Linked DNA regions of Homo sapiens: region 2 is linked to region 1. A link is a loop called in an ENCODE intact Hi-C map of the cell type or tissue named here. Cell type or tissue: Caco-2. All regions are shown on one strand.

Region 1 (2,500 bases):
GTGAGGTGTCAGAGCCCTGGCAGCAAAGAGTGGTTGGCTCCCGGCAGTAAAAAGAATTGACTCATCATTACTGGCCATCAGAGAAATGCAAATCAAAACCACAATGAGATAGCAACTCACACCAGTTAGAATGGCGATCATTAAAAAGTCAGGAAACAACAGGTGTTGGAGAGGATGTGGAGAAATAGGAACACTTTTACACTGTTGGTGGGACTGTAAACTAGTTCAACCATTGTGGAAGACAGTGTGGCGATTCCTCAAGGATCTAGAACTAGAAATACCATTTGACCCAGCCATCCCATTACTGGGTATATACCCAAAGGATTATAAATCATGCTGCTATAAAGACACATGCATACGTGTGTTTATTGCAGCACTATTCACAATAGGAAAGACTTGGAACCAACCCAAATGTCCAACAATGATAGACTGGATAAGAAAATGTGGCACATATACACCATGGAATACTATGCAGCCAGAAAAAAGGATGAGTTCATGTCCTTTGTGGGGACATGGATGAAGCTGGAAACCATCATTCTCAGCAAACTATCGCAAGGAGAGAAAACCAAACACCACGTGTTCTCACTCATAGGTGGGAATTGAACAATGAGAACACTTGGACAAAGGAAGGGGAACATCACACACCAGTGCCTGTCATGGGGTGGGGGGAGGTGGGAGGGATAGCATTAGGAGATATACCTAATGTAAATGACAAGTTAATGGGTGCAGCACACCAACATGGCACATGTATACACATGTAACAAACCTGCACATTGTGCATATGTACCCTAGAACTTAAAGTATAATAATAAAAAAAAAGAATTGACCAAACAACAGTATAAGTTTGAAGAGGAATGTTTTATTAGATAGGAGGAACGCTGCAGCAGAGTGCAGCTTCAGTAAGAGAGGACTGAGTGTGCCCAGTTGGATCTTCCGTAGGGGTATTTGTGGACTTAACGCAGGAGCTGAAGGGTGATTTGGACCATATTAGTCACATTGGTCATGAGAAATGATTAACATTTGTGGATGTTTTGGTGCCTTTATGTCGGCAAAGGTTGTACAATGGGTTTCGACATGCTTGCATTCCAGAAATGTATAGAAATTCTAGAAGTCTAATTACTTCTGAATTCCTCAGATAAGGAGTTTTGCCTCTAGATGACCTGCTTGATGGCCACCAGGTGATCTTTGCTCTCATCGAGAACAAGTGTAGGTCCCCTTTTCTTTCTGCCTTCATCACAGTCCCTCCAGCATTGCAAGGGGCCTCATGCACGTGCACTGGGGCCATTGATACACACATCAAAGCCCCAGGAATCCTTTGAACACTCCTCGGGCCTTGGAGCCTACACACCAATGATGCAATCTGGTCCCCTCCTCCAGAGATCTGATCTGGGCAGAGTTAGGTCAGAGAATTCTGGCATCCCAGGTACTCAGTGCATGGTCTAGGAAAGGTGTGGATGCCATATACAGACACCTGGGCCCTCCTCACCTTCTGTGAAAGTGATGTGTGTGAAAGAGAGCAAGAGAAGATCCTCTAAAGTACAGTGCCTGGCTGGGGAAGAGTCTCACGCCTACAATTTTTGGAACTGTCTTAAAGGCAATGCTCTTTCCTTTAGATTTTATTCCTAGTGTATTTAGCATTGAATATTATTTTTGTAGTTGGCTTGTGTATGCTTTCAGCTACAAGTAACCAAAAACTTGAACTTATACCCAAAAAGGTTAAATAACACATAACAAGAAAACCTGATGCAGGGTGGTCCCGTGGTGCATTAATTCAGAGGCTTGGTGACTTCATCCTTGGGGTGTGTTCCCCTCAGTCATTCTTGAAGTGAGTTGATTTTGTCCTCAGATAAGGAGTTTTGCCTCCAGATGATCTGCTTGTGGCCACCAGGTGATCTTTACTCTCCTCAAGAACCAGTGTAGGTCAAGAACCAGTCATCATGCCCAGATGTGACAACATGCACTGAAAGAAAAGGAGATGGTTTCTCCCATGCGTGTCTTTTTATTGGCAAGAAAAATCTTTTAATGAAGTTCTTCAACAGAATTCATCTCACCTATAGCTGGATGTGATGGCACATGCCTGTAATCCCAGCTACTTGGGAGGCTGAGGCAGGAAGATTGCTTGAGCCCAGGAATTTGAGTTTAGCCTGCTCAACATAGTGAGACCTCATCTCTAAATAAATAAATGTACATGTCATTAGCCAGAAATGTCAAATGACCACCTAAACTAAGGGAGATGGGGACCACGATGATTAGTTTACATGTTTTATGCATGTCATGTGAGAAGAGGGTTGGGTACCAGAGTAGAAAAAGAGGAGAATGGACTGTGGACAGGCACTCAGTTGTGTTTTTCACAGTAAATAAAGCTAGAAAGTTACTGCCCTTCCCTGACAATGCCAAATTCTTAGTCTTGTGCAAATCTTAGCTCTCAGTGACTGCATCTAGTTGGGACCCTCTTTTCAACATTCCCACTCTCCTTCCTGGAGCTCACCCGCACCCACTC
Region 2 (2,500 bases), 140 kb before region 1:
GAATAATAAGTGGTTTTCTTTTCTAGCACATGGAAAAAATAAATATGTCTTACCAGTGTATTATGATAGTAAAAAATAAGGAGAAAAATGTCATCAAGGACGACAACATGTTATCCACTGATTAAACCTCTCTAGGGACCTAGGGGCACACAAAGATGACCCAGAATAGGCTTGAGAGAGAGAAACTGTGGATGGAAATATAATAACCACCCACAAACATTTGAACATTACACCAGAAATGGAACTATATATCATTTCATGCCAGCTACAACTGAAAGTGATAACAGAAATTTACAAAGAGGTCAGTTTAGCTTAATCTTATATAAAAGTTCTCAGTAGTAATCCATTATCTTTGGGGTTTGGGAAGACTAATAATTTGATGCGGTGGATGTGCTTTGTCAGAATAAATTCATGACCCAGGTCAAATTTAAGTGTTTTATTTTTTTAAAGTTTTTACTACTGTCACATTTTAAAACATCTTTATATTTTTTATTTCCCCAAATACCTTTTATCTAAAAAATATTTTTGATGATTATTTGTATTTATAGTAACTCTGTTTCAGACATTTCTGAAAACTGGAGACTTTTTTTCAACTCACCAAGGTGATAATCAGTGCAAAATCAGTGTAAAAACTTAGTAAACTAGCAAGTGATATTACTTTGTCCTAAAAAGGATAATAATTTTTTTATATTGAGCAAAGCATTTTGCTGACTAAAATATAATATGTCTTACTCATAGTTCAATGCAGGCTAGACTGTCTTAAAATATAGATAAGGAAAGACATATTTAGGTGCTGAGAATCATAAAGATAGCATTTGTAAAAATTTTTAATTTTTAAAAAAGAGTAGTTCTGTGAAGACTTGTTGAATGCATTACTGAAACAATATTCCCACCACAAACAGCTGTTGTAATTTTTTTTAAATATTATGTAATGTATTTCATTCTTGCTTAAGACTAATATTTACCCAGAAAGATAATGGAAAGCTGCAAAACACATAAGAAAAATCTATAATCACTAAAGACATATTATAAACATAGTTTTAAGAAAGGACAGCTGATTAATTCACCCATGAAATATTTACTTGGGGCAGACTGTATTGATGGCCCTGGTTCAAACTGCAATAAAGTCAACAACAGTAGTCTTAACAAAGGCTATTTTAGCAATAATGAAAATGCTTGACTGAAATTCTTGAAAGGCTATGAAAAGTTTGAAGTTCAGCTTTAACACCGATAAGCAGAGCTATGTGTATTCTAAAGTTCAGTTTGATATAGTATTACCTGTGTTGCCAGCGGCAAGTTTCCTATAGATTACATCTCTCCATTCTCTCCACTTTTTTCCCATTCCGACTGCTAAGACATTTGTCCAGGCCACTATCATCTCTTGCCTAGATTAATGTGTCAGTTTCCTCACTCATTCTCTGCCTCCAGCCTTGCGCAGTCACCTCTCTGCCTGCAGCCTTGCACAGTTTCCATGCTGCAGACAGCATGAGCTTTCTGAAGTGTTAATCCCTTGTTTATTACCTCATTCTCCCCATTGATTTTGGAATAAAGTTCACACTCTTAAAACAACATGCAAGACCCTTGGTACCATTTGCAACCTCATATTACTCACTCCATCAGGGTCTATGCTGCAGCCATGCTAAGCTGCTCTTTGTTCTCCAAATATGCCATGTTCTCTCTCTCACCCCTGGAACTGGATAAATATTTTTCTCGCTGACCAGAAAGTCCACTTTCCTTCTCATCCCCTCTCTTTGTTTCCTATCCCCTCCCTTCATGCTTGAAATTAATTGCTCCTTGTAGAAACTATCTTTGATTCTCCTTAACTGCTACCCCAAGGTTAAGTGGTCCTCCTGGTTTCTTCCGAGGCATTGCCTTGAATGAATACTCAGTACCTTGAGACCCACTGACCTTATATTCCCAACACCAAACATACACCCAGACCACAGTAGACAATAAATATGTTAAATTAAATAAATGGTTAAATACATGTATCAGGATGAGACCCTGTACTACATTTTTTTTTTTTTTTTTAAGACAGGGTCTTACTCTGTTACCAAGGCTGGAGTGCAGTGTTTTAATCATAGCTCCCTATAGCCTTGAACTCCTGGACCCAGGTGATCCTCCCACCTCAGTCTCCTAAGTAGGTAAGACGACAGGTACATGCTACCACACTGGTTACTTTTTAAAAGCTTTTTGAAGAAATGAGGGTCTCACTGTGTTGCCCAGGCTGGTCTTGAACTCCTGGCCTCAGGCAATCCTCCCACCTTAGCCTCTTAAAGTGCATTTATTAAATGATGTGATTGAACTGAAAATATATTTATTCTTTGGTCTGTAGAACCCATCTTTATGACTTCTATTTAGCAAACAGAGGAGTCCAACATTGAGAAAAGTTTAATAAATGGGCTATTTGCAAAGATGTGGGTGAGTTTTAAGGAAATCACCCAGGAATAGTGTAGAATCTCGGGGTTTATTGAAGGGAATTGAAGGTGGTGCAGAGTTA

Evidence for each region. Peaks named below come from ENCODE experiments on the same cell type or tissue, not always from the same donor. Only the 100,000 strongest peaks of a DNase experiment are listed, where the experiment ranks them.
Region 2: a loop joins it to region 1, with 13 times the contacts of the local background. A loop is called at or near these places in 2 of 110 quality-filtered maps.

Annotation. Positions count from the first base shown.
Region 1 is chr18:27,060,482-27,062,981 of GRCh38, reverse strand. All of the region lies in intron 2 of CHST9 (carbohydrate sulfotransferase 9), which reads left to right. LOC105372036 (a long non-coding RNA gene) reads right to left here and starts at 2,170. Exons shown (of 2, transcript XR_001753383.3): 1 at 2,052-2,170; 2 at 840-1,960. In Caco-2, no CTCF peak of the experiment used is centred here; a DNase peak (open chromatin) is centred at 1,281.
Region 2 is chr18:27,196,941-27,199,440 of GRCh38, reverse strand. No RefSeq gene overlaps it. Among named protein-coding and RNA genes, the nearest start is that of CHST9, 13 kb to the right of the region's middle. In Caco-2, no CTCF peak of the experiment used is centred here; a DNase peak (open chromatin) is centred at 1,380.